Regions from separate parts of the Homo sapiens genome. Here regions 1 and 3 are each linked to region 2. Evidence: chromatin loops called from intact Hi-C (ENCODE). Cell type or tissue: IMR-90. All regions are shown on one strand. Each heading gives the region's core, and the rest is flanking DNA. Links, peaks and the distances in the headings are about the cores only. Region 1 overlaps PLXND1 (plexin D1). Region 2 overlaps IFT122 (intraflagellar transport 122). Region 3 overlaps TMCC1 (transmembrane and coiled-coil domain family 1).

Region 1 (11,014 bases), core at 1,300-9,299, 71 kb before region 2:
CCCTTTATGAAGAGCGTTACGTGCTGCCCTCCCAGACCCTCAACTCCCAGGGCAGCTCCCAGGCACAGGAAACCCACCCACTGCTGGGAGAGTGGAAGGTGAGTACCCCACGACCCACACACAGTGGGCTGCTTCAGGGCAACCCTGCTCCCCCCTGGGTCCCCTTTCCAGTTCATCTAATGCATTGATCCCTGTCATGCGGAGTTGGGAGGCATCTGCCATTGTAAGGTACTGAGCCCTCCATCCCAGGAGGCATTCAGGCAGCCATTCAGGGTATTATAAGTGCTGCCCCCGCAGGCCAGGTAGAGCAGACAGAGGATTGGGCCCCCCTGTACACCCCACTCAACCTGCTTAGAAAATGGAAGGTGAGAGTCCTCCACACTGGGATGCCAGGTTACCTCCAGGCACCCTTACCCTTCTCTGAGCCCCACTTTTCAATTCAACCAAGCTATTGTTCCCTGTCACAAAGGTTAGGAGGCATCCACCGTGGAAGGTAATGAGCTCCCCATCCCAGGAGGCATACAAGCAGCCGTCGTAAGCACTGGCTGTTAGGCTAGGCAGGGACACTGGGCCCCTCTGGACACCCCATCACCAGTTGCTTCCACAGATTCCTGAGAGCTGCCGGCCCAACATGGAAGAGGGAATTAGCTTGTTCTCCTCACTACTCAACAACAAGCACTTCCTCATCGTCTTTGTCCACGCGCTGGAGCAGCAGAAGGACTTTGCGGTGCGCGACAGGTCAGGCTGTGACAGACTGGGGTGGGGTAGGGAAGAGGAGCCTGTCCAAGGCCACACAGCATCAGGTCCTGGGTCCTGGGGCTCTGGGGCTCTTGACACCCCCATATTCCAGCCCTTCCTGGGCCGGGATGCCCAAGACCTTGGCTCACGGGGCACGATGGTTGCTGTGGACGTAGAAGAAGGTGGCTGTTTCTCCAGGAGGATTCTAGCCCCACTCACCCCTCGCAGGACCCACCCACACAGGCACTCCTGGGATCGATGGGCCCGGGGATGAGGCGGCACTGAGACCCTGGGACCCACAGCTCCTAGGGCCTCAAGGTGCAGTTGACACCTGCCTCCCGCTCACAGGTGCAGCCTGGCCTCGCTGCTGACCATCGCGCTGCACGGCAAGCTGGAGTACTACACCAGCATCATGAAGGAGCTGCTGGTGGACCTCATTGACGCCTCGGCCGCCAAGAACCCCAAGCTCATGCTGCGGCGCACAGAGTCTGTGGTGGAGAAGATGCTCACCAACTGGATGTCCATCTGCATGTACAGCTGTCTGCGGGTGAGGCTGCCTGGGGACAGACAGAGCCCAGGCGGGGGACGTGGCAGGGACTCAGCGGCAGTGACCCCACGGCCTCCCAGGCCTTCCCTGGCACCCTCAGGCCAGCTCTGCCAGGAGGGAGTGTTGCATGAGACAGGCCAGGCCCGTAGGACCTGTTATGCAGAGAGGGGAGCCATGGCCCCGGGGAAGCCTGGCTGGCTTGCTGCAAGGGCTCAACGGATGCTTGGGGCATAACAGAGGTTGTGTCAGGGGCCTTGTCCCATCTGTGGTTTTCTCAGTCATCCACCCTTCCCTGCTCTGGATTCAGGAGATGAAATCAGCCCCTGGCTGGCCCTTGAGGCTCTCCCAGCCCTAGGCTAGGCGAGACGTGGAAACAAAATACAGGGTGGCCAGTGCCTCGCAGCAGAGCTCAGCTCACGAGGCCTCCCTCTGTCTGAAGGCTTCAAGGTGGCTTCCTGGAGCAGGCAACCCTGTGCTGAGACCTAAGAGAGTGAGCCAGGCGAGGAGTGGTGGGGAGGGTGCTCCAGGCATCGGGTACAGCACAAGGGCAGAGGCCGGGAGGAGGGGATGTTCGTGGAAGGAATAGAAGGAAGGCCAAAGAATCTTCTGGATGAGAGCGGAGGCTGGGAAGAGGGTGGGCCCGGTAACCAGGGCCTCCTGCACTCTGCCAGAAGGACCCCCATAAGCTCTCTTCGCAGAGCAAGGGTTGCTTAGCCTCTTGTCCTGTCCCACTGTCCAGCTGCCCTATGGTGGCAGAGGCTAGAGGGCTGCCTGGAGGATTGTGGGAGAAAGGCAAAGGCCTGCCTGGAGCCCAGAACCGGGGCCTCGGATGTTCTGTTTTTTGTTATTAATTTTTGAAGAGATGGGGGTCTTGCTTTGTTGCACAGGCTGGTCCCAAACTCCTGAGCTCAAGCAATCCTCCCGCTTTGGCCTCCCAAAGTGCTGGGATTACAGGGGTGAGCCACTGCACCCAGCCAAGATGTCCTGGGCTTGAGTCCAATCTTTGGCACAGCCCAGCTGTGTGACTCTGGGCTACTCATTGCCCTCTGTGGGCCTTGGTTTCCTTCTGTCAAATGGGGCCTCTGCCCCTGAGCCTGGGGCTTGAGGGCCAAGTAGCCTGGGGGAGCCCCACGGCTCCTCCTGGGGGAAGGGGGTAGTGGGGTGGAGCAGAGGCAGGGCCTGGGAGGGGCCATTGGGGTGCCTCCGCCTTCTGCGGGCTGCCTCACTGTGGGCCATCAGGAACCACAAGGGCCACTGTGGACCCTGGACCTCACTCCCCTGGCTTCTTTCTGTGGCCTCAGCCAGGCCTTCCCCTATGAGCCTGTTTCCTCCTCTAGGAAGCAGGGAATCAGTGCCTCCCACGCCCCAGACCTGGAGAATTGGACCAGGACTTGGGCTGGCAGGCTGCCTTCGTAATCTTTGCCAAATCTGCCTAATACTATTATGTACTTAATTTTTCTTTAAATCAATTTTTGTGGATAGTTAAGTAAAACTATCCCAGTGGAACACCTGGGTCCCTTGCTGGGCAATGGCCTTGAGAATCAGCTCATGGCTGTGGGTCCAGCAGAGCCACTGCCTGGAGGGCCACCCTTGGAGATGGGCAAGAGCAGGGACATTGAGCCCCATTCCTCCTGAGACTCCATAGTCATCAGCCTGCAAGTGGGGTCGAGGCCACATCGGTGTTTCGGGTCCACCTAAACTCACACTTGGGGGCCCCCCACTTAGTAGAAAGTCACAGGCTTGGGAGTCAGCCGAGCCAGGTCCGATTCCTGCCCTGCCGCTTCCCAGCTGGGTGATCTTGGGCAGGTCACTTGCCCTCTCTGAGCCTCGGCACTGTTGGCTGCACAGTAAGAATGATACTCCGTATCCGGAAGGGTTGCCGGGATGATGCAATGAATGCACCCACCCACAGCTGGTGGTGTTTAATGAACACGAGCTTAGGGTCCGTGGAGACACCCTGGAGAGGAGAGTGTTGACACCAGGATCCAAAAGGAGACTGTTGGAGGGGTTGGGGGACGGGGGCGTGAAGGTGTTTGGCCCAAAGCATGGGGGCTGGAATACAGAGGGGGCCTTGGCCCTGATACCCCCGTGCCCCTCAGGAGACGGTGGGGGAGCCATTCTTCCTGCTGCTGTGTGCCATCAAGCAGCAAATCAACAAGGGCTCCATCGACGCCATCACAGGCAAGGCCCGCTACACACTCAGTGAGGAGTGGCTGCTGCGGGAGAACATCGAGGCCAAGCCCCGGGTAAGTCGGCAGGGCGGGGAGGGTCCCAGGGCTGCTGTGTCGCCGCCAACGGCATTGACCCAGCCTTCCTCTGCAGGGCCTTGCTGCCTGGGCACTGACATAGTGATGGCAGCAACTCACTGACCTTTCTCTCCCACTCTCCCCCTGCAGAACCTGAACGTGTCCTTCCAGGGCTGTGGCATGGACTCGCTGAGCGTGCGGGCCATGGACACCGACACGCTGACACAGGTCAAGGAGAAGATCCTGGAGGCCTTCTGCAAGAATGTGCCCTACTCCCAGTGGCCGCGTGCAGAGGACGTCGACCTTGGTGGGTGGGAATGGGGGCAGAGACCCCGTGTCAGGCGCTTCAGCCGGGGCTGGCCCCTGCCTTGACGGGAAACACTCCTTTCACCTGGCATGGGTGCATGAATGTGGGGACACTGAGAGGATCCAATGAGGCCCCCTCAGCAAGAAGCTCTTACTCTGTAGGAGACAAGTCCTGCAGTGTGAGTGAACTACGGACAACAGCAAAAAGCCTTCAGGAAAGGCTTCCTAATTCCTAAAGGAGGGATGCTGGAGTAGGGTTGGTTTGTTTGTTTGTTTTTGAGACGGGATCTCATTCTGTCACCCAGGCTGGAGTGCAGTGGCGCAATCTCAGCTCACTGCAGCCTCGACCTCCTGGGCTCAAGTGATCCCCTCATTTCAGCCTCCTGAGTAGCTGGGACTACAGGAGTGCACCACCACATCCAGCTAATTTTACTTTTTGTAAAGATAGTGTCATGCTGTGCTGCCCAGGCTGGTCTTGAACTCCTGGGCTCAAGCGATCCTCCTGCCTCATCCTCCCAAAGTGCTGGGATTACAGGTGTGAGCCACCGCGCGGGGCCTGGAGTGGGTTTTATAGGAGTCTTGGTTAGGCCAAGGGTTTCATCAGCAATTGTAACATGAACAGCCTTGCAGACAAGGCCATTTCCAGAGCTCCTCCTCTGTGCCCTCCACCCTGGCACCTTCTCTTTGTACCCTCACACTCTCCCCCAGCTCTTTCCTGCCCTCCCCATTTTACAGATGGGAAAATGGAGGCTCAGAGAGAGGTATGGCTTGCCTCAGTTTACATGGAGAGAGCGAGAGGCCTCTCCCTATGTGGCTGGGCCGGTACCTACCCCTCAGGCCCAGCTCCCTGCCCGGACCCTGATGGCCTGTCCCTTGTCCCCCAGAGTGGTTCGCCTCCAGCACACAGAGCTACATCCTTCGGGACCTGGACGACACCTCAGTGGTGGAAGACGGCCGCAAGAAGCTTAACACGCTGGCCCATTACAAGGTGCAGCCCTGCCCCCCGCCCCCATTTCCCCACCCTCATGCCCCCACCCCAACCTCCGGCCTCTGACCTCGGCCTCTCCCCTCCCATCAGATCCCTGAAGGTGCCTCCCTGGCCATGAGTCTCATAGACAAGAAGGACAACACACTGGGCCGAGGTAGTGCGGGTGCACGTGGGAAGGGAGCCCAGGCTGCGTGTGGACAGGGGCTTCCATCCCATGCCCCAGTGGGGAAGCTGAGGCTCCGAGAGGCAGGGCTGGCCTGGGCTGAGGCCTCCTTGGTGGGGGCTGGGCGGGGCCAGCCTCCTCTGACCCAGTACTGCTGGGGCAGGGCCCACACCAGGCCTCCTCAAGCTGATTTCCTGCGGCAGCTGGAGAGAGGCCCCGGGAGGGCGGGATGCAGTTCCAGGAGGTCTGGGCAGCAGCCAGGCCAGAAGGGGGGCCAGCATGCCCGTCTCAGCCTTGGGCCATGTCCCTGCCTCAAGTGCCCCCTCCACACCCTCAGACGCCCCAGGCACAGCCTCCTGGCTGCCAGGCCTGCGAGCCCGGGATCCTCTGGGTCTCGGGGTCCCCTTCTAAGGTTGAGAGCAGAGTCTCAGTCTCTCCCAGCAGCCTGGGAATCTGGGCTGGCAGGAGCTCTGGGCTCAGGGGTGGGGTGGGCAAAGGCACCCACCCCCGCCTGCCTGGGGCCCCTCCTCCCCCGTGGCTGCATCTTCCTGTTTCTCTCCACCGCTGTCCCTCCTTCCAAGTCCCTCCATCCCGGGTCACTGTGTGTGTGTCTTTCTCTCTCTGCCTCACTCTGTCTCGCTCGCTGTGTGTCTCTGGATCTCACTTATCTCTCTCTCCGTCTCTCCCAGACTCAGTCTCCCCATGCGTCTCTGCATCTCTGTCTCATTCTCTCTGACTGTCTCTTTGGATCTCTGTCTCCGTTTCTGTTTCTCTCTCCATCTTTCTGTCTCTGCTTCTGTTTCTCTCCCCATCTTTCTGTCTTGTTTCTGTTTCTCACTCCATCTTTCTGTCTTCATTTCTGTTTCTCTCCTCTCCTCTCCCGTGTTTATTTATTGTGTTTTTCCTCTCACAGTGAAAGACTTGGACACAGAGAAGTATTTCCATTTGGTGAGTGCCCAACCTCGGCCCCGGGGGATCCAGCCCCTCAGTGGGTGTGGCCTTGGCTTTCTGTGGCCCTGGGCCTCTTGGGAAAAGTGCTCCCAGCCCTGCGAAAGGCTGGGGGGTGGGGGAGTAGGGATGGGGCCCAGAATCAGGAGGGAACCACAGCCCTTGTGTGCTAAGAAGCATGGCAGAGCCAGACCTCCCACAGGCGGCCGAGGATGGGGCCTGGTGCGGACACTGACCACTGCCCGGCCTCCCAGGTGCTGCCTACGGACGAGCTGGCGGAGCCCAAGAAGTCTCACCGGCAGAGCCATCGCAAGAAGGTGCTCCCGGAAATCTACCTGACCCGCCTGCTCTCCACCAAGGTGAGTCCGGCCTCAGTCTCCCCTCTGTGCAGTGGGTACAAGGCTCCAGCCCCAGCTCCAGAGGGTCATTGCTCAGGGCCAGCTGTGCACCCGCGGCTGGGAGAGGGGTGTGAGTTCTTCCTGTTTCCCCTGTGGGGCTGGAGGGGCAAGAGGCTGAAGGCTTAGGGTCCCACTTGAGGAGGCATTTCTCACAGCCAGGAAAAATGCCTGACAGAGACTTCTATGTTAGCCCACGTAACAGGGTACAGCAGAGGCCCAGAGGGATCAGTGATGTCCCCAAGGCCACGTGGCTCAGTGGCAGCGCCGGCACCCCACAGCCCATACTCTGGCACTTCCAGTTCTCGACTCCATGTGCCAGTGCCTCGATTAGTCCTTTCAACGCCTCTGGGAGGCAAGTGAGCCAGAGAGGCTCGGTGACCAGCCTGATGCCATGTGGCTTCCTCATTCAGCAGCCTGGCATTTCAAGCTCCGCAGAGCCACCAAGGGTGCCCACTAGCCCTCTGCACGTGGCCCGGGGCTGACGGCGGCCACCCCACTCCCCCGCAGGGCACGTTGCAGAAGTTTCTGGATGACCTGTTCAAGGCCATTCTGAGTATCCGTGAAGACAAGCCCCCACTGGCTGTCAAGTACTTTTTCGACTTCCTGGAGGAGCAGGCTGAGAAGAGGGGAATCTCCGACCCCGACACCCTACACATCTGGAAGACCAACAGGTGGCGGGTGGGGGGGCCGTGTGGACTTCACTGTGCCACTGGGGCCCCTGTGGCAGGGGGTTCAGAGTCTAGTCTTCTGGCCTCGCCTGCTTGGGGTCAAGCCCTCCTCTGCCATTTCCCAGCTGTGTGTTCTCGGATGAGTGACTTAGCCTCTCTGTGCTTCAGTTTCCCCTCCACTGTAAAATGCGACCCATGTTAATGGTGGGAATTAACTAGAAGAGTGCCCAGAAGCATGGTCTAGGTGTTGCCCTTACTATCATTCTCCCGCACCCCTCTCAGGTGGGCACCATCAGCTCCACTTCACAGATAAGCACACTGAGGCTCGGAGAAGCAGCACCTGCTCAAGACCACACAGCCTGGGACAGTAGAGCCAGGCTCGGCCCTACATTATCTGAATCTCTTACCCAGTTGGTAGCCCTCCTTTGAGGCACCTCTTAGCTTGTCGGGGTCATGCACCCCCACAAGAAGTTGCTGGAAACCCAGCCTGACCCTCAGGAAGAATACCACCAGCCCAGGCGCCTCTGTGCAGGGCAGCAGCTTCCTAGAGCTCTGGGGGTACACATGCCCAGGCTGCTGAGTCACTGGGTGGCCTGAGGTGGGGGTGGGGGTGTTGCTCACCCTCTCTGGCCTCTTGAGGACAAGGCCAGAGCTCCAGGCCCTGCCCCCCACAGCCCTGCCACAGCTGCTCTGCTAATGTCGGACTTCCTGCTGCCTGCAAGGGTTCAGGGAGGAGCCAGGGGTGCCCGGGGGCCGGCACCTGGTTCTAATGAGAACCAGGACCTGACTGGAGGCTCAGGAGGGGGTTGGGGGGTACAGCTAAGCCCTGTAGCTCCTGCCTTGCTCCAGCAGGAAACCGGGCTCTCAGCCCCACTGCACCCCAGCTGGCCAGGGATAGGCAAACTAAGGTTCCCAAAGGTCACATCTTGTGACAAGGCTCCAACCTCAGGCCCTTGAGGGACAAAGCCAGCTCTCTCCTCCACAACTGTCCCTCGACTGCTTCCTACCCCACCCTACCCTCACTGTCTTTGTCACCCTACCCCACAGCCTTCCTCTCCGGTTCTGGGTGAACATCCTGAAGAACCCCCAGTTTGTCTTTGACATCGACAAGACAGACCACATCGACGCCTGCCTTTCAGTCATCGCGCAGGCCTTCATCGACGCCTGCTCCATCTCTGACCTGCAGCTGGGCAAGGTCAGCTGTTCCCAGGACCAGGCCAGGCCCATGCACAGGGCCAGAGTGGGGTGCCGACCATGGGTAGCCTCCTCGACTCTCTGAGGCTGAGCTCAGAGATCTTCCTGGGAGGGGAACCAAAAGATCTCAGGTCTAGGGGATGTGGGATGAGTGACTCATTCAGACAGGGAGACACCTAGAAGCCAGTACCTTCCATCAGAAACTCTGTATCGCTGCAGACCAACTGCACATGCTGCAGCTGTGCCTGGCACTGGCTTTGAACACAGGCCTGAGAACCCGGTGTGGGAAAGCCAGTATGAGCTTGGACAACCTGCTTGGTCAGGCACAACATCATCTGAAAACCGGGCCAGGCTCTGGGCAGTAGCCCCTGAAAGTCAAAAGCCATTCAAGCGAGCATTCAGTGAAGGGGTGGGCAGAGGGGTGATGGGTGGCTAGGAGCTCTGAGATTCATGCGGTGTGTTGGGGGCACACAAGGCTGTGTCTGGCTTTAGAGGTTGAAGATGAAAGAGGATGGCCTTCCAGGCAGAGAGAACGGCGCAGGCAAAGACAGGGAGGCAGGAAAGCAGCCGGTTGCTGTGAGCAGGGATGAGATTGTATCATTAAAGCTGGCACTGCAGGATTGGTCCAGGTCGTGTGTGACCCTGCATTTAGCCCACGCATTTCAGAGACGGACCACGGGAAGGAGAAAATGCCATCGCTCCACTACTACTCACGTACTGCCTCCGAAGGCAGGGTGCCCGTGACTGACAAAGAACTGGGAGTGTTCTTGGCACTTCTTTCAGGCGTTAGGAGCATGTGGTGGGAAATATTCCACTGAGCCAGCACTCAGGCTTCCAGGAATCCTAGCCACCAAGACCTATCACCCTGAGAAGGACACATCCTTGTTACGTGGAATGGGCTGCGTGCAGTGAAGAGCTGGCATGCCCGTGCACTTTTCCCCTGAAAGAAGTAGGGCCCCTCCCCACCCACATCATTGTCCTAACAGTCCTGGGGAAAGTAGGCGGGGCAGACAGAGCACAGTGAGGAGCCCCTGGTCTGGGGCCGGCTGAGTGCGGGGACGTTCAGTGACCGGGTGAGACTCTTTGGGCCTCGGGGGCCTGCTAAGGTCACTTATGTGGCAGGAGGGATGAGGGCTCATCCAGAAAACGACCAGATCCGTCCTTTCTCCAGCAGCCATCTAACACCCTCGCTCTTCTCTGCCCAGGATTCGCCAACCAACAAGCTCCTCTACGCCAAGGAGATTCCTGAGTACCGGAAGATCGTGCAGCGCTACTACAAGCAGATCCAGGACATGACGCCGCTCAGCGAGCAAGAGATGAATGCCCATCTGGCCGAGGAGTCGAGGGTGCGGTGGCTCGGCGGCGGGGGATGGGGGCCTGAAGAGCTGAGGGATCGGGGGTCGGGGGCTGGGCCTCAATGCCTCCACTGGAGTAAGGGCAGGGAGCGCAGAGGGCATTTCAGAAGTGGCTGTGGCCTCTTGCTGGCCTGCAAATTCGTCATGCATTTTCCCAGAGTTTGAGGAGCGGGGGCAGGAGAGCACCCTCTGGATGGAGAGGAGATTGGACTTCAGGGTCCGGGAAGCCGTCTTCGTCCATGGGACTTGAGGGGCCTCATCGCTGAACTGTTCTGTGGGGGCCGTGGGGAGTTGGGGATTGTGTGCAAGCAGCTGGCTTTGCTGGGACTAGGCTCAGCTTTGACCGCTGGGCTAACCTCCTCCCCATCCTGCCTCCTTATAGAAATACCAGAATGAGTTCAACACCAATGTGGCCATGGCAGAGATTTATAAGTACGCCAAGAGGTATCGGCCGCAGGTGAGTGCCCCAGGGTGAGGCACCTGCCCTCGGGGTAGGTGAGCTTCCTACTCAAGGACACACATCTCAGGGTGCTTGCCCCTAATGGACGGATGTCACTCGTGGTAGACGTTCAGGGGTGTGTTCTCTCCCACGAACTGAGGCAGGGCTACCGGCCATGGCCCGGCTGACTCCGCTGCTCCCCTCAGATCATGGCCGCGCTGGAGGCCAACCCCACGGCCCGGAGGACACAACTGCAGCACAAGTTTGAGCAGGTGGTGGCTTTGATGGAGGACAACATCTACGAGTGCTACAGTGAGGCCTGAGACACATGGAGAGTTGGTCAGGCTGCTGCTGGGAGAAATGGACGCCCACTGGGCCTCAACTTGATCTTCTACCCCGTGCCTGTGACTCAGACTGGGAAATACTGAGCAGAGACGGCTGGGGCGGGGGCAGGAGGAGGGGCTGCTCTCTGAGACAGGGGCGCCCCCGCCTTGACCCCTGGGCACCTCCATCCCCTCCCACCTGTCCCCAGATCAGTCTCTGGGATGGAGGCCAGAGAGCTGGTCAGGCTCCCCCATCTGCCCAGCACGGCCTGCACTGTGCCCACCCACTTGCTCCACAACGTCCAGTTGGTCCTGCTGCCAAGAGCCCCGTGCATCCAGGCGGCCAAGCACAAACTGGGGGAGAGGAGGCCGCCAGCCCGGAGGCTGCAGCCCAGAAACTCTACCTCATCCACACTGGTGCAGGGAGCCCTCCTTGAACTGACCTTTGATTGGTTTCTGCTTCAACTACCAAAATGTTATCTCCACTTCCCCCTCACCCGTAGAGGATCCTGGCCACAGACAGTTTCAAGTAGTGTCAGATTTTTGTTGCTTGGGCGGCTGTTGGTAGAGTGGGCAGTGCCCGCGCCATGGGGTGCTCTGTGGGCTTCTCCAGGAGCAGGGAGGGTGGAGGGGAGGGATGGGGGGCACAGGAGCTGGGAGCCCCGTCTCCAGGAAAAGGAGAGGGGTTAAGATGCACCGAG
Region 2 (9,474 bases), core at 1-8,000:
CACTTAGCACAGCTAGGATAAAGCTTCTTCCTTCTGTGTCAGGGAACATTCGCTTGTCTACAGCTCGAGTATTTGTAAACACTCAGTAGCACCCAAACCCTGAGCCCTAGCAGTTTCCTTTTGCTTGTTTTCTAGAAAGAGCAGCATATTGGAGGACGATAAGACATTGAATCAAACTCTTAGACAAGCTGGTGAAAGTTTTAACAGCTGGAGGCAACATGCTTCCATACTGACAGAAATTATCATTCTAAAAACCTGCACACAGCTCAGGCTCATCAAACAAACTAACTCCTAATAGTTGGAAATGAATTGAAATCTTGCCGTGAGATAAAAGATTGATTTTGGCTGGACATGGTGGCTTACACCTGTGATCCCTACACTTTGGGAGGTCAAAAGAGGAGGATCACTTGAGCCCAGGAGTTGTAGGCCAGCCTGGTCAATATAGCCAGACTCTATCTCTGCAAAAAAAAAACAAACAAACAAACAAAAAAGGTTTTACTAGACATGAAATTCAGGCCATATCCATTCTAGGCCCCAGGATATCACCATGACCAATAAAAACGATCTATGGCACTCAGCAGGTGCATGTCAACATGGGCAGGTTCTTTCCCCCCGTCAGCAGGACAAGAACATCTCCCCTATCCAAAAGGCACCCACTAAGGATCTGCAGTTCTCTGGAATTATGCTGAGCACCCAGATGTGTGCAAATAAGTCTGCAGGCAGTCGATATAGAGCACACTCAAAGGCACTTTACTTTTTTTCAAGAGACAATCTTAGGAGTTTACTTTAACGCACTTCCCAGCTCATAGCATACGAGGAGAGGACTACATTTTGACCCCAGTAAGATGTGACAAGTAATAGTTGGACCCCACAGCAGTTACTTTTGTAGAGAGGAAAATTATGCTCCTTGGCTTCAGGTGAAGACCCCCAGATCCAGGCCAGTGGATTTACAAGTGAAAGTCAGCAGCACTGGGCATTTTGAGCAATAGCTCCGAACAAGCCCTTTACCACGCGGGTAGGTAAACCCCAGAATATACAGATGCCCCTTACAACACGCGGGTAGGGAGGGTATGTGGCCGAGAGAGCATGAGCTTAGGAAATAGACTGGGCTTGAATTCCACCAAGTTTTTGGCTATGGACCCATGGGGATGTGGCATCGTCTTGCTGAGCCTTAATTTCCTCCTGCATGGAATAGGGAGAGCAACAGTACCTGCCTCATTCAGTTAATGTGAGGATCTAGAACAGCATTCACATAAATCACGCATGTGGCACAGAGCAGATTACGTTATGAGGCTTAGCAGGCTGTGAGCTCCTGTCAGCCTCTCTCCTCCTCAGCTCTGTGCCCACTGAGCTCGGCACAAGGGCTGGCCCATGACAGGTGTTTATTATGGGGAAATGAATGAGAGGGACAAGACATTTGCTATTTCCTCACTGTTTCCAACTGGGAATTCAAATGTATCTCACATTCCCATACCTTCACAATAAATATGTTCAGGAGAAAAAATGTATATGCCTTTTAACAGACAGCCAGACAGCACTGAGATACACAGAAATTAAGAATAGTGTCTAAGGGCCGGGCATGGTAGCTCAAGTCTATAATGCTAGCACTTTGGGAGGCTAAGGTGGGCTAATAGCTTGAGCCCACGAATTTGAAACCAGCCTGGGCAACATGGGAAAACCCTGCTCTAAAAAATATACAAAAAATTAATCAGGCGGGGTGGCACATGCATGTGGTCCCAGCTACTTGGGAGGCTAGGTGGGAGGATCATTTGAGCCTGGGAGGTCTATGCTGCAGTAAGCTGTGATCGTGCCACTGCGCTTGAGCCTGGGGAACAGAGTGAGACCTTGTTTCAGAAAAAAAAAAAAAAAAAAGAAAAAAAAAGCATAGTGTTGACCACCACCCAGCAAATGGCATACCTACAACCAGCTTCCTTAGCACACTGCAGGCCTATTGGGTTTGGATGACAAGGTCAATATTCTCAGCCAGAAACAGTAGGGCTAGGGGTTGCTCCAGAACTCTGGGGCGCTCAGTTCAGACTGTGGGCCTTGCTCCCCAGGTCCATTTCTGGGGAATGGAGCTCAGCTCATGTGCATTTGGGAAACTCCTCCAACACTATCAGATTACTGGAGTCTGAGAGGATGGTGACCAGCTATCCGCCACCAGGAGGATGCAAACCAGTTCCTGAGAACCTACTGAATCCTCACAGCAGCCTGTGAGGTAGGTCCAATCCCTTTTCACAGACTAGAAACCCAACCCTGGAGAGATCCGGAACCCATGTGCCTCACCCAGCTATCACACAACAGCTCACACTACCTGCTGTTGTCTCCCCCAGTGTGGCCACTCTGCCCCCGGAGCAAGGCTGTGGCCCAGATGCCCAGACGCCAGTGAGCTCTGTTCCCATGTCCTCAAGGCTCTTGCCTGTTAGAAGGGCTGCCCCTAAAACAGGAACCCCAAGTATGCCTTCTTGAGAAGGAAAAATGCTTCATCTTTTACCTCAATGCTGCTGATGAGCTCTAAATATCGGAGGTCTTGTACTCTGATGAAGGCCTGTGGCGAAGAAATAAAGAATAAAATAAGCTGTCTTCTTGGCTTCAAAAGTGGGTGATTGGCTAGGGGTGGGAAGTCAAGCTCTATCTAGACAGTGAGCCACAGAGGAGAGGAAGGGAGCAAGCACAGATTAATCATCGTGCGTGCAGGAGGTTATACCACCCAGCGAGGCATGGCTTTATCCATGGGATTGGACCATGTAAAGAACAGCAAAGACATCCCAGTTGCATCAGTCATTTTGAGATCAGGTAAAACAAAACCGTGATGCCACAGTCTGTGGCGGTGCCTCCTTGGGAGACTCTAGACCCAAAGAAGAACAAGCCGGTCTGACCCTCTGGGGGGTCACGCAGCATCACAGCAGGAGAGGATGAGATGCATGGACTGATGAGAGACTGCCTATACATCTTGGCAACATGGGTAGAATGCAGGGGACAGCTATGCCTACCCAGTGGTGCCACAGACACAGGGGACCCAGAGCCCCTGGTACCACAGAGGGAGCAGAGGAGGGGAAAGCTGAGAGGGTATAAAGACAGATTCTGGAAGAAGGTGGAGGGGTAGGGAATGAATCCCACCAAGTCTGTGGAAGGCAAACTCTTTATGTAAACCCTAAAATTGCAGCCCTTGCCTTGAACTCACAGTAAAGCCAGAGACTTTAACTCATGGACCTCTAGAAGTTTCTGAGGAACAAGCAGACTGGTGTTAGCTAAGCTAGTTTTGCTGCTTTCAGATTCTGCCCAGGGTTTGGAGGAGCACAAGCCACCAGGTCAGGCTGCTTTCAGGTGGCTTTGCTGTCACCATTTATTGCCCCATTCAAAATGGGCTGACCTGTGCCTAGAGGAGGCAGCAGCTCCAGAGCCCTTTGAACTGAACACGCAGAGCAATCCTGACCACTTGCAGCCTCTGCTCAGCAGCATGGCATCCTCCCTCCTGAAAAGACCTCGGGAGATGAGCAAGTCCCCGGCCTGCCTTGCAGGTGACCACAATGCAACTTTATCTTTTCATCCCACAGGACCAGGCTTCCTGTCAAGAGACTGAGGACCCAGGGAGAAACATGTCTCGGCCCCTGTCCCCCTCCACAATTCAGAGGTCCACATTCTAACAGGGAAAGCTGGTCAATTAAACAGATCATGACACCTCCCAGAGCTAAGAGCTCTCCAACTACGAACCACATGCCTGGAGAACACGGATGAATGGTCTGAGCATGAGCAGGGGTGGGAGGCAGCGTTAAGGGAGGCATCAGAGTCAGAACCTGGCAAACAAGTGTTTGTGAAGAGGAATTCGTAGAAAAGGGCAATGCGGGCATCACATGGGCCAAGGAACACAGGGCTAAGACTACCTGTGTCCCAAGCTGTAGGTCTTACACATCACCCTCTAGATCTGGGTTTCCTTAAAGCGCCTTGAGAGGGCAACCCTGCAAAGCCCAGCACAGTGGCCAAGAGGGAAAGGAGCATTCGAGGTCTGAGTCCTCGCTCTGAGCCTACTTCTCTGCTTCTGGGCTCCAACCATCTTCTTTGTGGAAAGGGGCCTGCTACTGACACCCTCTCAAGGGTCTTTCTAGCTGTAGCTCAGCTGTGCTAGTGTCTAGGATTTGCCCATTAATAAATCTGTTTCCGAGTTCCTTCAACCTGACACATTTTGCAGCGTCAGGGTGCCTGGTCAGAGTCACAAGGCCCCTGAATGAGCTCAGCAGAGGGAAGCCTGGGAATAGGGAGGAACCTGCAGCTCTGCTCAGGGTCTGGCGGGAGCTCAGCAGCTCTTCTCTGCCATCTAGTGGGGATGGCTGTCCATCTCTAGGAACCACTATATCCAAGCTGGTGAGCCTGAGTGCCTGGCACAGAGTAAAGAGGTGGGGTACTCGGGATTTAGATGAAATAGTAACATCCAGCCTATCTTCAATATCATGTGGCTTTTTCAAAACAGCATGTTGTACACAATAGATATATACCACATACACTTACTTTTCAACTATAGTAAATCTGGCTGGGTGTGGTGGTTTATACCTGTAATCCCAGCACTTTGGGAGGCTGAGGCAAGAAGACTGCTTGAGCCCAGGAGTTCAAGACCTGCCTGGGCAACACAGTGAGTCCCCGTCTCAATATTTAAACAAATATATAAAAATATATATATTTATAAAAATATCAGTAAACACTCATATTAAACCTTGTGGCTTTTTACAATCCTTTCTATTCTAGGGATTTGTCGTCTCCCTCCCTGCTGGCATTTCTGGGTGGGGCAGGAGAGGGAAGCTCCCTCCATAGAGATGCCTCCTCCCTCCTCTGAATTCTTTTTTTTTTTTTTTTTTAAGTCAGAGTCTTGCTCTATGGCCCAGGCTGGAGTGCAGTGGCACCATCTCGGCTCACTGCACGCTCCGCCTCCCAGGTTCACGCCATTCTCCTGCCTCAGCCTCCGGAGTAGCTGGGACTACAGGCGCCTGCCACCATGCCCGGCTAATTTTTTGTATTTTTAGTAGAGACGGGGTTTCACCGTGTTAGCCAGGATGGTCTCGATCTCCTGACCTTGTGATCCGCACACCTCGGCCTCCCAAAGTGCTAGGATTTACAGGCGTGAGCCACCGCGCCTGGCCCCTCCTCTGAATTCTTACAGCCTCCTCCATCTCCACTTTCCTACACTGAGGACATCTAAAAATATAATCTAGATCATTGTTACACAACGATCACTTCCCTTGTTTAGTAATGGCTAGCATCTGCACAACCATCCCTGATTTAAATTCCCCTTTACAACATCTCAGTTAAGCCTCATGACTGCAGCGGGCATTCTCACCACCCCCATTTCAGAACTGGGAGGACTGGGGCTCCAAGGAAAGTGGCTGGCCTGAGGTCCCAGAGCCCCTTATGTGACACAGCTCGTTCTCAGCCAGGCTTCTTAGTCCTGGTCTGGTCCAGTCTCCTCTCTTCATGCCTACAAGTCTTGATCTAACCCAAGGCGGGCATCACGTCCCTCTTTGCCACTCCTTCAATGTCAGCCCGGGAATATGGACAAAATGAGCAGCTCATTAATTGACTGTGGGGAGATAAAGAGGGAAGGGGTAGGGGAGTGGAGGTTGGAAGCCATTCCTTCCTCCATCTGAGGTTCTAGATGGAAACACAGCTCAGGAACATACCTGGGCTTTTCCTTATGTGCAGAGAGGGGTCAGATGTTTTCAGCCATCTCTCTAGCTTTCATAGACTAGGCCAGGAAAGGACACAACGAATCAAGTCCATGAATCCCGCCATGAAGGTACGTGGGAAGTGCCCACATTGCTGTCAGAATCAGAGACCTTGACCATCTCTCCCACCTTAGTTGGCAGATGCTAAGAAAAGCAGCATTGTGTGCAGCATCATGGCCAGTGACTACACCGATAATAAAAGCCGCCATTTACGGAGTGCCTGTGATGTGCCAGGCTACTAGTCAGGTGCTTCCCACAGAGAACAGCTAATAAGAGTGACAGCCAGAATCTGACATGCTGCTCCTGGGTCAGGCTTTACAGGCATCCTCCCATTTGATCCTCACAGCTTTGTGAGGATGGGGCCTGTCATCATCCTACGTCTATAGAGAAGCAATCTTAGAAAGGGTGTCACCTACCCAGGCCCACAGTGAGGAAGTGGCTAAGATACAAGCCCAGGTCAGCCTAACTCCAGAGACTGCTGCAGTCTATGGCCTCTCCGTGCCACCTGGGTCCCCATCTGCCTTCTTAAGGGACCCCACAAGGACCAAACTCCAGCTCCTGCTGGCTAGATGCTTACCTTCTTTGCTGTTTCAAAATCTAAACCTTCTAGCGCTTCCATGGCCAGTTCACGCCAATCAGTGTCTGTGACACCCAAGCAAGCAATCTGGTAGGCTTCCTTGAACAGTTTCCTATCCAGGTACTGGTACATGGGAGCGGACTGCAGGATTTCATCAAGGGAAAAAAAGAAGACTGTTTTCAGAGCCATGGAAAGAACCAGATGCATACAGAGCCTGCCTCCAGATGCGTGGGATGATTACCCATGCCTGGGGAGCAGCCCTGCAGCCGCCAATCAGCACCCTGCCCAGCCTGCCCAGCCCACCCTGTGTGCTCCATCCTGCACCTCTCTCATGACTGGGCTACTGTGCTCCACAGCACAAACTCTCTGCCCATCCTCCCCTCCTTCCCACCTACAGGCCTGCCTCGCCATAGGATGTCACCCTCACCTGGAATGCCTTTGCCCCTCCCCACTCTGCCTCTGGAAAATACCTATTTGGCTTTCAAGGCCCTGTTGAAATGTCACCTCTTCTGCAGAGTCCTCCCAAGCCCCTCAAGCCCCCACCCCAGGGGAAAGAGTCTCAGCTTCCTCTGCCCTTTGTCCAGATCGCAGGTTGTGCCGCAGTTACAGGCCTGTTCCCACAGCAAAGCCGTGCACAGCCGTGGGCAGTGGTGGGTTGTATCGGCCTCCCTCAGCAGAACCCCAGTCTACGTTTGCTGACACAATGAATGAGTTCGTGGGAGGAAGCGGTCTGGAATGGCCTCTTCTTCCAGGGACTGAGTCCAAGAAAGGTAAGTGATTTGCTCCAAGTTACCCTGGAAGCCTCTGGAAACAGCTCTCCTGATCCCTGCCCTGGGGACAGATGCCCTCCTACAAGATGGGGTTGCCTTGCTGTGAGTGCCCATGAATAGTTCCTAACGACTTCTCTTTCTTAGGTTTATAAAAGGCTTTTGGCTGTCCCCACAGTCCTGTGCAGTAGGTATTATTTCTCCCTGGCTACAGCCCAGGAGACCGAGACTCAGAGAGGACAAATGACCTGTCCCAGCAAATAGCTGGCAATAGCCAGAGGTGACTGGACTCCAGGTTCTGTGCCCCTTCCTGCCACATGTATGCACGCGTGTATATGTGCATATGTGCGTGCAGGCCTGAGAATGAGTCTTGAGTTGGGCCATGACATCTTTAACAAGGAAAGGCCTTGCCCTTGTTTTAGGCCAGCCAGTGTGCTTCAGTGGCCTGCATCTCTCCTGGCTTCCTGGGCAGGGAAGAGAAATCAGCCAGGACCTCTGTGCTAATGGTTCCCAAATGTGGAGCTTGAAGTATTGTTTTCTCCATTTGGGGCTTTTGTCTGTCTTTGAAATTTCCAGTCCCATTTTTTAGCTTTAGAATTGAAGGAATTTTTTTTATTTTGAGTCTGTCTACTCTCAGAGCAAAACATGGCTGCTTCCAAGTGCTTATCTTTTCCACCATGCCATCTCTCCTCATTGGCACATTAAATGCTCCCTTTAGCGGGGCAGCAGGCATAGGCTACGGAGCAGGTGACCTAGAACCCAGGCCAGGCTCAGCCACATCCTAGGCTGGTGACTTTTTGGGTAAATCCATTAACTTCTGTTTAGATGTCCTGCCCAGCTCAGGCTACCATGGGCAAAGGAGAGATGTGCTCCAAAAATAATGAAGCACTGGGCAAAATGCAGGCATGATCATTACCTTCACTGTATTTTCTCAGCACCAGCTCCTCACCATCTCCCAGGCTCTCCAGTCTTGTTCCTACCCCCACCTTTCCCTTTGTTTGAAAAGCTTCCCTGCTCCACTCTTCCTTTCCAGACCTCTCAGGGCTCAGATCAAGTTTCACCATCTCCTGGAAGCTTTCTCAAACTCCTGAAAGCTTTTCTTAAAGCACACAATGAGCTTTCCTTTCTAAAGTCCGTCAGTAAGTACAGCCTGTTGCAATTTAGTTGTGTTTTGTGGTTTTTGCTATTTTATGAGTCAGTAATAAGGAGAAATAATAATAGAAATTTGGCTTGACGAAACCTGAAAGATGGGTATAATTAACCCCATTTCACAGAAAAGAAATGAGGCCCCAAAGAGTGAAATGAGTTGCTCTAGTTACAGCTGCTTGAGATGGCAGAGTCAGGACTGAAAGCTGGTGCTCCTTCCCCGAACCACACCAACTGCTTGCCATGCTGACTGCCCCGTGAGTGGGACAGGCACTCAGGCAGGCATATCACAGCTGAGCATATGATGGATGGCTAACACTTGGACTTACTTGGGAGGCACAATTTGAGTGGAGTTTTAAAAATAGACCCCACTGAACAAATACTCTCTGAGCTATACTTTATCTTGCTGTTGGATTTCAAACATGAAGTCACCACCGCCTTGAGAAGCCCTCCTAGGGCTCGTTGTCCTACTTGGCAGCCCTGACAAACCAGTTCTTGCACAAGACAATGTAAATTTCGAAAGGCAACCAAAAATTCCAAGACTGGGTCTGATGCTTTCTCCCTCCTCTCTGGGCCAAAACCACAGGATGGCCGGAGGCAGAGGCGACAGATGAACAGCCTTTGTCTTGAGAATGTGTTTCCTAACCCTTGGCAGTCCTGACCCGCTGCGTCAGCAGGATGGCCTTGGTGCAGTCAGCAAGACTTTGCTGCTGAATCTTAAAGTCCTGGCAGAGGAAGCCCCAGGCTGCCCCTCTGGCTCCTCTTGGCCGGCCACAGTCAGAGAGCAGCAAACTGCATTTATTTTTGAGGTCAGGATGGCAATCTTGGGAGAAAACCTTTTAATAAAATAAGCAGAGCTAGTTTGGGGCAATTGAGGGAGATGAGTTCCTGGTGGATGTGGTGCGTGGGTTTGTAATGGGGCAGACAAGGATGACGAGGACACAGTCCAGGAGAAGCTGTTCGTGCCCCTCGTCCTGCTGCCACTTCCACCCACCTCATTCCCTTCTTCCTCTTGCTTTCTGGTCTTTTTCCTCAGATCTGAATTCCACTAACATTTCTTGAATAGCTGATCTGTGTCAGGCATGGATGATGGGCATTTCCCCAGTAAGTCTTGCAGTCATGAGTTTCGAGGGTATCATCAACTTAGAAGAAGTGGGCTCTAGCCTGAAGCTGAGTTGTATGGGGAAAACAGACTGACAGAGCCTAGCGGAAGGGAAACCTGGAAATTTCCCTAAAAGTCTTTCAAAGGTACACGTGCTTTGACCCAGCA
Region 3 (11,014 bases), core at 1,581-9,580, 160 kb before region 2:
GGCATGGTGGCTCACGCCTGTAATCCCAGCACTTTGGGAGACCAAGGCAGGCGATCACCGGCACTCTGTCTTATACCTCTACTGATCTTCTTTGTTTTACTTCTCCATATGGGAAATCATCTTGCCTCCCCCACTCCTTAGAGTACAAACTCCTGAGGGCAGGCACTCTGTCTTGCTTACCACAATATTCCCAGTACTTTGAACATGCCTGGTACATAGCAGGCTCTCAGTAAATATTTGTTGACAGAAGTGTCCCAGACACTTGTGTTTGGCCATGGGGATGATGGACCCCTCTGGCTCTGGCATTCTAGGGCTCTGAATCGCAAACATCCGGGTGAGTGAGCTGGCCAGTTCTGGAATAAGCTACTGGTGACTGCCAGAAGGTTGGTTTCCATTGGTGTGTTATCTTTTCATGAGGCTTGCTTAATTGTACCCTAGTTTTTGCCTCTCCCATATGTTGTTCAGAGGAGCCTAATGACTGTCTTAATATTATGGTTATGCTCAAAGCTAATCAGGGCTGCTGGCATCGCTGCAAATACTGTGTATTGAAAAGATTATGGAACAGCCATGTTGCCACGTGATTTGGCCTTGAGACAAGCTATCTTTTCCAGAGACTAAGAGCTATACCCACTGGCACACCCTGTTAACCCAGGCCACTCAATTTCTTTGTGCTTCTATTCCTTTGTAGAATGTGTTTTGGGAGTTGGATGTAAATAATGCCAGGAAAGATATTCACAGAATTCATAAAATTCTAAACTTTTTTTTTCTCCTTAGATGTGAACGATTGGAAGAACAGCTAAATGACCTAACAGAGCTCCACCAGAATGAAATCTTGAACTTGAAGCAGGAACTGGCAAGCATGGAAGAAAAAATCGCGTATCAGTCCTATGAACGGGCCCGGGACATCCAGGTTAGTATGAAGGAAAAGGTGTAAATGCAAAATACAGTAGGGTTAGAAAGAAAAAAGGAAAACAGCGGAAGGAAAAAAGATGAGAAGGTAGAGAACAAAGAAAAGCTTATACCAACTGTGTAAGAGTATACCTACTCTTAAAATGATTGAGATGCATTTCTCAAAAGTTTATACCATTTTGGGTTGGTATGTCTGCTTGGTACTTGGGAAATGTTTCTTAGGATCACAGTAATCTCAGTGTATGGAAAACCACATGAATCCTATTTGTCCATTACTGCTTCAAAAGCAGCTCTGACAAGTATTTGGGCCATTTTGTCCTTGTCTTCTCCTTCTGTGGGAAAGGGGGCTTTTATTCCAGCTGCCAAATCCAAATCTCATATAGGCACATTGCCTGACAGTTTGCAAGAATAACCCGTGAGGCAGTAATGTTTAATTAAGGCTAATAGCCCATCTATTTTATTCTGTGAGGAAGTAGAATATTTAATTTTTTCTTATTTCTATATGGAGGTATTTAGGGAATAGTTCTTAGTGGTTTCATATGAAAGCATTTTGAAAGACACTAGTCTCAGAGAAGGGAAGTGGGCCAGAAAACTTGTATTACAACAGCCTAAAAGAATCAAGGGAATGTCTAGATCATTTACCCAGATGCCATCTTCTTCAGGCCCTGCTTATGTTTTAATTATTTTTTCCTAAGATCCTTCTGGACTGGACAGCATCCATTGTCTGTCTATAGTTGGCGTCAGTCTGAAGTTGCCCAAGCCTTACCTCAAATCCCAGGAAACCAGGACCAGAAAAACTCAAGGCTCAGACCAACTTTGGAGGATATCTGACCATAGCTAGGGAAATAGGTTCTATCCCTTGAATACTTTGGAATTAATTTAAACTCATGAGTGAAGGCTATGACCTTGAGGAGAACAGACACTTTTTTTGGGGGGGTTGGGGGGAGGTGTGGGAATTAGGCGTATGTTAAATGGAAGCTTTTTTCTAATTGCATATGTTATAAGACAAGTTGTTATTAGTTACTGGTAATTCTAAACATTAGACTCATTAATGTATTAGCACTTTATGTCACTAATGCATTACTAATGTTTCATTAATGTATTAGTATTTTACACTATTTTCAAGTTTTTTTAGTAATTGAGCGATACAGAATATACAATCAGGTCTTGGTAATATAGACTTTTAAATTAAATAATATAAAGTTAAAAAATAGCAAGAACAGGCCGGGCATGGTGGCGCACGCCTGTAATCCCAGGGGATTTGGGATTTTGGGAGGCCGAGGCGGGCGGATCACAAGGTCAGGAGATCAAGACCATCCTAACACGGTGAAACCCCATCTCTACTAAAAATACAAAAATTAGCCGGGCATGTTGGCGGGCACCTGTAGTCCCAGCTACTCAGGAGGCTGAGGCAGAAGAATGGCCTGAACCTGGGAGGTGGAGCTGGCAGTGAGCTGAGATCGCGCCGCTGCACTCTAGCCTGGGTGACAGAGCGAGACTCCGTCTCAAAAAAATAGCAAGAATAGACACTTTTAATGTTTGGTCTAGTGTGTGGGCATAGTGTCCTCTTTACAGAGGATCAAACTAAAGGAGAGTGTGCCCTTCTTAAGAAGGCAGATCAGAGATCCCTTTCCACTGATGTCAGGGATTGACTTGACTTAGAAAACACCAGGTAGTGTGTATAAGGAAGCATGTTCAAAGAATGTTCACTGCATCATTGTTATAGTGGAAAAGTTGAAAACAACCTAAAAATCCCCAAGGGGGAACTAGCTGCATATATTATAACATAGCCTAGCCATACTATAAAATGCCAGGCAGCAGTTAAAAAAAAATGAGGTAGATTCTGTGTATTGACATGGAGAGATCACCAAGACCCACTGTTGAATGAAAAAAAAAGCAAGTTGTGAATCGATTCCTATAGTGTGATACTATTCCATGTTTGGAAAAGCCAAACCCTGTAAAATATTTTAAAGAGGTTTATTCTGAGCCAATACAAGTAACCATGGCCTGGGGAACACAGTCTGAAGAGGTCCTGAGAAAATATGCCTGAAGCAGTTGGGTTACAGTTTGGCTTTATACATTTCAGGGAGACAGGAATTGTAGGTAAAATCCTAAATCAACACATGGAAAGTATACATTGGTTTGGCCCAAAAAGGTGGGCCATCTCTAAGTAGGGGCTAACAAGTCATAGTGGGCTTTAGGAATTTTTTAGCTGGCAGTCGGTTGAAAGAGTTAAGCTTTGTGTAAAGACTTGAAGCCAGTACAAAAATGCCTAAGTTAACGGAGTCTGTTGTCTGTCATGTGATGCTATACCTGAGTCAGGTTGGAAAGAAAGCCACATTAACACCAGTTAATTTTTTTAAAAACTGATGAGATTTTATGGTTTATAGGGTGAGATTTAACCTTGTCTGGCATGGCCTTAGGTCTTGTTTATAATTTGATGTCTTACTGCCACAAAGAGTCCATTCTGTCAGTCTTATGATCTCTATTTTCACATTAATGCTGGTCATTTGTGCCACAACTCAAAAAGGGAGGGGATATAATAAGGCATGTCCAGCCTCTTTCCCATCATTGCCAAGAACTCACTTTTTCAGGTTTCTTTGGGGTCCACTTTGGCCAAGAGGGAGTCCGTTCATTTGGCTGGGGGTCTTAGGATTTTATTTTTAGTTTACAGATAGGAAATAAAAATAATAATTCCGTATATTTTCCTTGACACATATATGCATACACTTACACACATAAAAGGGTGAACACAAACAGTACTGCCTCAGGGACAGGGATTGGAATTGAAGGAAATGTCAAGAGAGACTATCCTATTTGAAATTTTTTATGTTGAACAAATATATTCTGTGCAACTTAGATTAATTTTCAATGAAAAAAGAGCATATATTTGTGGTCTTGTCATTAAAATGTTCTAGACTAAATAAATGTTAAGTGTGGCCACTGCTTCCTGTGACTCATCCCACTGGAATGCAGTGGAGGGCAATTTGGGGGAATAATAATCACTTGAATAGTGAGTTATACATCTAGCCTTTTACATTCATTCAAGGCTCCAGCATATTTATAAAATCATTGGCATTGCTCAAGATGCATCTGGCTTGCCCAGGGGGCATGTCAGCATCTCAGAATACTTGTGAGCAGAAGGCTTAACTCTTCCCTGTTCTGGCCCACAGGAGGCCCTGGAGGCATGCCAGACGCGCATCTCCAAGATGGAGCTGCAGCAGCAGCAGCAGCAGGTGGTGCAGCTAGAAGGGCTGGAGAATGCCACTGCCCGGAACCTTCTGGGCAAACTCATCAACATCCTCCTGGCTGTCATGGCAGTCCTTTTGGTCTTTGTCTCCACTGTAGCCAACTGTGTGGTCCCCCTCATGAAGACTCGCAACAGGACGTTCAGCACTTTATTCCTTGTGGTTTTTATTGCCTTTCTCTGGAAGCACTGGGACGCCCTCTTCAGCTATGTGGAACGGTTCTTTTCATCCCCTAGATGATGCTGGCACAGAAGGCATTGTTCCCTACCCTCTGGCGAGTGCATGCAGCAGAGAGTTAGACAGCAACTTACCTACTCTGAAGTTTTCTACAACAAAAAAAGAGTTGAGTGAATCTGTTTACATTTAGAATAATGTTTTTTTCTTCAAGAGACGCAATTGCAATAGTATTTTTTAGATTTTATCCAAGAAGTTTTTTGGGCGAAAATCTTGGATCATTTTTATGTAGCATGATTTTCCTTGGGATGCAAATCTTAAAACAGTCCTTTAATATGAACCAACAATCTGGAGCACACCGAAGGGCAATCTAAATTGTGGCTTGAAGGACTGCACTAAAACCCACTAAAAAGATGCGAAAACCTGATGAGGGCAAACCAGTTAAACCTAACACCCTGCCTTGTCTGGGCTCATCACCTCTCCCTATCCCAGACTAACTTTACTGTGAAATCCTACCACATTCCATGTCTGAATTTTTGGATTCGGGGTGGATTTTCGTTGTCCGTGGAAGAACACATGGATCTCTCTGGCTTTCTCACCCAAGTTGGCCACTTACGCTAATCCTGGAAGTATGATCACTTTTGAACCTGCCCCTTAACCTTGACGAGGATACAAAAGTGAAAGCATCATCCCCCAAAGGATCACTGCACAGTCCTACTACAGTATTTTTAAGTAGCCCTCTAAATACTTAATTTTAAGCAAAATCCCTTGGCCGCACTTTTAAGGTTTTTTTATATGTGTATAGTTACCAACCTAAAAATAAAAAATCCGAACAGCATACTTGAAGAATGTAATACTCAAACTCTCAGTGCTTCCTTATGGTTTCTAATAGGATTTTTTATTATTGTTATTATTATTATTGGGTTTTTTTGGACAGGGTTGGGAGGGTCTTTTATTTTTCCTTTGAAATAAAGAAGTGATGTTTTTAAATGAAGAAATGTGTGGATATTTAAGTGTGCTGCTCCCTCTTGTCTTGAAACAGTTTGAGTAAGAAAGTCTTGCTGTAAATGCTGCCCTCTGCCGCCTTTGTTTTGAGATGCAGTTTAAACTCCCTCTGGCTGCTGCTGCTGCTTTTTGGTGTCCCGACATACCTACGCCCCCGTTTTATGGGTTTGGCTTAGTTGAAGAGGAAAGGGTTGTGCAAGGAGAGCAGGAGGCTGTTTCCAAAAACCAGTGTAGTAGGATAGGGATTTTTTTTTTTTTTTTTTGCCCCAAGAAAACGTTCACCCAGTGATCTTGGGCTGGGGTTGTCTTTAGGAAAAGTTGAGACTATAAGAGTCATAAATAAGTCCTTGTGTTTCCTTAATTTATTTTGTTAACACCCCTAATTACAACCAAAGTGATGATGTGGAGTCTTCTGTCTTCATTTTGGCCCCAGCATTCTTAATTTCAAAGCTTTATTCTGTCTGCCTAAGAGAATCAACCAAAGGTGATTCTCCTAAAGAGCAGTGAAGGAAATGTCAGGTTAGCAGGACCCAAGTTTTGGGTGTGAAATGTTGCCAGCTTCCTATAATGTAAACGGACTTGTTAACCTAACCTAATTATGCTCAGTGGACTTCTATAGATGGTTTTGAAAAATGAACTGAGCTGCCTTCCCCCGTCGCATAACCAGTTCCATCATCCTGGTGGAACTTGAACATTTAGAGTTTATCTAGAGAGCTTGGTTAATCTTTCCATATTATTTGTAGTATTGGTCACAAATGCTGTTCCCTCTTAGCCTCATTCTGTGCAACCAAGTGCATATAAGATGCCCTGAAAAGAGTAACAAAGTATGCTTTGCCTGTTTCCACTTACCAGGAAATTCCTTCAGAACTAGATTAGCATTGCCCTGCCTGTCTGAAAGGACAGTTTACCTAATGGTGCCAGCCTCCTTTTGCTTTGGCAAGCTGGATTTCTCAGAGCCAGCATGTTGTTTCCATAACTACTTTGATATTTTAACTCAGGTACTCCAGTCTTCACCCCAACCTCAGCTGATTGTAGTACACCTGCTAGCTCTGTTGCCCCCTCAAAACTGCACCCAGAGCAGGGCCACAAGGGTGCTTTTTTTCTTTAAAAAAAAAAAAATTAGAACCAATTCATGTTCATGCCAAAAACAAATTGTCCCCAAGCCTATATGTATTAAAATGTTAACTTTGCCTAAAAATATTGCAGTGACTTTTTAGGCAGGAGTGCCAAAGGACACTATGAACTTTTTGAACTGACAGTTTCTCCTAACTTTCTGCTTTAGCGTAATTGCTCAGAGTAGAGAGCCCCCACAAAGTTATTTAAAAGATGCCCTAGCAGCAATCCACCAGTTTTTCTAAGCTAGAACCTTTGAGTCCCCCAAACTGCCTGAAGACTTAAGTTTTGTGGGCACTGGAAGTCACTTTGATAGATGGATTGAAACTGTTCCTATTTGCCCTGGGACGGTTTCTATCTATCAAAGGAAGGTTTTCACCTGTAGAAAGCCCCCTGCCTCCAGCCAAATAGTCCCATGCTGACTTTCTATCTTCCTTTCTCAAACTGTCTTAGGAAGGACCTTCAGTGCAGATCAGGTGCAGTAATGGCTTTCTTGTCCCTTAATTATTCACCAGACCCAGAAGTTGTACGCATTTAATGCTGTTTGTAACCATGCATCTGTTTTCATTCTTTGCTGTACCTTTTGCTGCCCATCCTGTTACTTTTGAGTTTCTTTCATTGTGGTTGTTCTTGGGTTCTTTTGTCTTGTCAGAGCTCTTCTATAACCTCGCTCTAATGGCTTAACAGTTGTTCTGGGTGGAAACGTCCCCTCATTTGAATGCTCCTCTAAAAAAAAAAGAAAAGAAAACTGTATTCATTCCCTTTAAAATGAAACATTCCTGGTTTATTTGTCCATGCCTCTAGCCTGGGTGAGTGAAGCTGGCTGTGTTGGCCTGGGTGATTGTTCAGGTTGTAGAATGCGCATTTTACATTGTTTATGATAATTGAAGGGTACTTCTGTCTGCTCCAATTTCCATTCCTTGGTATACTCAGTATGTCCTAGTAAGGAAGGCTTTCCACTCTACTGGCTCCTTAAGAAGCAAAAGTAGGTTAAATTTTATACTTCACTGACTAGGGTCTTCTCTCTCCCCTGTTCTGAATGGAGTAAAAGTCTGATGCCAAGACAAATATTGGGAGCGAGCCTTCCTCACTAGCCATGTCCAAATAATGAGCGTATTTTCATGTGGTCTTCACTGCATTTGGTTTTGTTTCTGATTTCATGTTCCTTTGAGGTACAGTCAGATGAAAATGCTGAGTTCTGAGAGAGTTCCAATGAGGAGCTGCCTTTCAGCTTTGGAAAATATGCAACTAAAACAAAACCAAACATTATTGTAATCTGACACAGGCAAAATTATGGTTCCCACACCCCAACCCCAAATGAAACCTGGGATTTTGAATGTGGCTCTAAGAGTTAACATTGCTGTCTGTATGTCGTGTATGCTAGGTGATATCCTCAGTAGGGATTGACTACTAGACTGTGTGTTTTATCAAAGTGTGTAAGAATAAAAACTCACTTGCACGAATTGAAACGTAAAGAAATGACACTTGTGAACGTGTGAACGTTAACACTGTAGTTGATAGATCTTAAGCTGCTAATTGTTGAGAGAGATTTAAATTTATGTTCTGTCTGGTCGCTGCAGATTCTCAGCAGCACTTTTACTGTATATAGAAATTGAAATAAAGACCTCAGCTATTAACCTGGTGGTCAGACTCATGTTTGTTTTGCTTTTTATTTTTGAAACATTTAACATATGTAGTTCTACATGCATGTAATGCATTATTATCCAGCCTAGTGCCACCTGTAGTTTTGTTATAAAAGTAGTAATTTCTATTAGGACTTTTTCCTGATGATCTCTGGGAGGCCTCTGGAAATCCTGAAGTCCTAAACTTGCCTTTGACCTGGTACCAAGCAGAGACATGATGATTCGGTCCTTCACAGCTCCAGTCTGAATGTCGAGAGCTTTAGTCCCACTTCTGGCTTGCTAGCTGTGTGCCTCTTACCCCATGTATAAACTAGTGATACCACACCACCCAACTTGATCCTACAGGTGGATGTTGTGAGAGCAAGGGATACATCTTGTGAAATCTTTGAAAATTCCCCTTAAAATATGGGCCAGGCTGCCATGTACAGATATGCAGGTTGTATATTGCCCAACCCTGCGGGGGCTTCATAAGTCTGATAAACTGTGAACAACATCCAGGAGTTGTGTAGTGCATACGGGACACATAGAGCTGCCATGATAATGGGCGATACATAATTTCAAAACCTGCTTTATTTTTATCCTTTAAAAACCTTGGAGACTTACTGAATGCCAGTAAAAACTGGGTGTGGTGGCTCTCACACCTGTAATCCCAAAACTTTGGGAGGACAAGGTTGGAGGATTACTTGAGGCCAGGAGTTTGATACCAACCTGGGCAACATAGTGAGACCCCTATCTCTACAAAAAATAAATTTAGCTAGGTGTGGTGGCAGGCACCTGTAGTCCCAGCTACTCAGGAGGCTGAGGTGATAGCATCACTCGAGCCCAGGAGTTTGAGATTACAGTGAGCTATGATTACACCACTGCACTCTAGGCTAGGTGGCAGAGCGAGACCCTGTCTCAAAAAAAGAAAACTTCAGAGAGTGGAAGGCAGATGACATAAATTTGAGAAGCTGTGGTGTAGAAAACAGATTGGGGAGGCAGAGGAAGGTATGGTCAACTAGAAATGCATGCTTCACCTGAAGGGTTCAAATATACTTAAATCCTATGGTCCAAACTAAACATTTAGCTGACTTGTAGCCCCAAGTCTATAGTGAAGAATAGCTAACGTTTATTGAGTATTTACTGAGTGCCAGACATCATTCAGTTTTATCAGTCAATTCTCCCCCACAGTCTTATGCAGGAGATATCCTCATTGTTTAGGTAAGAACTCTGAAGCTTGGGTTAAATGGCTTGCCCAAAATTAATGTTAGGAAATGGTAAATTAATGCAATGGAAAATAGGTCTATGCGACATATATAACAAAAAATGAGCGTCCACAATATTTAAGACTACAAATCAATAATCATCTTTCCTATTGGTAACAGCTCAATAGAAAAGACAGGCAATAGTTATAAACAGAGAGCTTATAGAAAAATGACCAATAAGCGGCTGGGCGCGGTGGCTCACGCCTGTAATCCCAGCACTTTGGGAGGCTGAGGCGGGTGGATCACGAGGTCAGGAGATCGAGACCATCCTGGCTAACATGGTGAAACCCCGTCTCTACTAAAAAGACAAAAAAATTAGCCGGGCATGGTGGTAGGCGCCTGTAGTCCCAGCTACTCGGGAGGCTGAGGCAGGAGAATGGCGTGAACCCAGGAAGCGGAGCTTGCAGTGAGCCGAGATGGTGTCGCTGCACTCCAGCAGCCAGGGCGACAGAGCGAGACTCTGTCTCAAAAAAAAAAAAAGAAAAGAAAAATGACCAATAAGCATACCAGAAAATTGTTCAGCCTCCTGTATAATCAGTGCATTAAGATTTAAAAAGCCAACTGTGGAACAATATATTGTCTCCCATTTATGTTGAGAATATGTATATTTGTGTAAATATATGCATGTGGATGTGTAAAAACTTTGCATTAAACTTTCCCGTTATTTTGGGAAGGGAGAGGGAGGAACAGTGGTTAAGCAGCACTTTCATGCTTGGCTTCTATAAAGTATGAATCTCTTTGAAGAAAATGTATTTGTGTATTTTTTAAATTAAATATATCAAAAACTTAAAAATAGGTCCAGTGAGAAGTGAAAAAAGAATTGATAGTGTTCCTAATGACAGATCATACTAGACCATCTTTTGCCTCCAGATTGCCTTAGAGGGGGCTCTAGACCAAGTTTGGGCCACCCCTTGAGCTTTCTTCCAGCCCTGGATTTCTAGGCTTGGGGGTCACATAGATGTCCCGCTGCCAGAAGCCCTGCGGGCTGAGAAGGAGGAGCACGTGCAGAGGTGACAGCAGCAGCTGGTACCTCCTATTTAGCCAGCAGCACTTAAGAGCCACTCTATACAAGACTGGGCTGTGGAAAAAGGAACTTAGTAGAATGAAATACATGTGGTAAAGAGGCAGAAGACGTGTGGGAGCAAAGAGGAGGAAGCAATTCTAACAGAGCAATAGGGAAAGGCTCAACGGAGGAGGCCATGGTATCTGGACTGAAAGATGGTGGCTTTATGATGAGCAGAAATAGGTGAGGGGGCATTTCTATTGGAGGTATTAGCAAAACCACAGAGGTGAAAACGGCCTAGGTGAGCAGTTCAAGCAATGGATAAGGAGCCTTAAGTGACTGGTAGGGTGCCTGAAAGAATGTGTGAGAATCATATGTGGGGGCCAAGTTGCAAGAAATCTTGAATACCACGCTAAAGGTTTACCTTGTGACTACAAGAGAAGCCATTACAGGTGTTGAAAGGTGACCCAGCCTTCTGTTTAATTACAGCCCTTTGAGAAGAAACCAGAAACCTGTTTTTCAGGTCATCCCAATCAGTTGGGTGTTTGAGGAATGGTGTCCAAGGTATTTGGTCTTTTGCCTATTGATCCTGTAAGTAGAGGCTCTTCACAGTTTTTTGATAAGTGGAAAAAGGGTGTAGGCAACTCAGAGTTCAGTTCTTTTAAAAAAAAAAAA

The links. Hi-C counts contacts between places; a loop is a spot of excess contacts. Peaks named below come from ENCODE experiments on the same cell type or tissue, not always from the same donor. Only the 100,000 strongest peaks of a DNase experiment are listed, where the experiment ranks them.
Region 1: it touches region 2 in a loop (6-fold over the local background); 35 of 110 quality-filtered maps call a loop at or near these places.
Region 3: a loop joins it to region 2, with 8 times the contacts of the local background. A loop is called at or near these places in 10 of 110 quality-filtered maps.

The regions. Positions count from the first base shown.
Region 1 is chr3:129,555,611-129,566,624 of GRCh38, reverse strand. PLXND1 (plexin D1) reads left to right here. Exons shown (of 36, transcript NM_015103.3): 23 at 1-98; 24 at 608-738; 25 at 1,087-1,285; 26 at 3,385-3,531; 27 at 3,682-3,838; 28 at 4,722-4,825; 29 at 4,916-4,979; 30 at 5,902-5,936; 31 at 6,191-6,295; 32 at 6,842-7,005; 33 at 8,050-8,197; 34 at 9,402-9,542; 35 at 9,934-10,008; 36 at 10,197-11,014. The coding sequence ends at 10,313. Among named protein-coding and RNA genes, the nearest start is that of H1-8, 18 kb to the right of the region's middle. RefSeq lists enhancers at 7,565-7,859, 7,425-8,314. In IMR-90, for the core only: no CTCF peak of the experiment used is centred there; DNase peaks (open chromatin) are centred at 5,204 and 7,654; H3K4me3 peaks cover 642 bases; H3K27ac peaks cover 4,313 bases.
Region 2 is chr3:129,485,215-129,494,688 of GRCh38, reverse strand. It overlaps IFT122 (intraflagellar transport 122), which reads right to left. Exons shown (of 30, transcript NM_052989.3): 16 at 6,292-6,432; 17 at 2,495-2,548. Among named protein-coding and RNA genes, the nearest start is that of RHO, 39 kb to the left of the region's middle. RefSeq lists silencers at 4,327-4,396, 4,803-5,011 and an enhancer at 4,109-4,403. In IMR-90, for the core only: a CTCF peak has its summit at 4,309 (motif pointing left); DNase peaks (open chromatin) are centred at 2,698 and 4,238; H3K27ac peaks cover 2,300 bases.
Region 3 is chr3:129,644,864-129,655,877 of GRCh38, reverse strand. TMCC1 (transmembrane and coiled-coil domain family 1) reads left to right here. Exons shown (of 7, transcript NM_001017395.5): 6 at 775-910; 7 at 4,083-8,086. The coding sequence ends at 4,397. Among named protein-coding and RNA genes, the nearest start is that of PLXND1, 44 kb to the right of the region's middle. RefSeq lists a silencer at 3,978-4,272. In IMR-90, for the core only: a CTCF peak has its summit at 5,410 (motif pointing left); DNase peaks (open chromatin) are centred at 3,887 and 5,417; H3K27ac peaks cover 216 bases.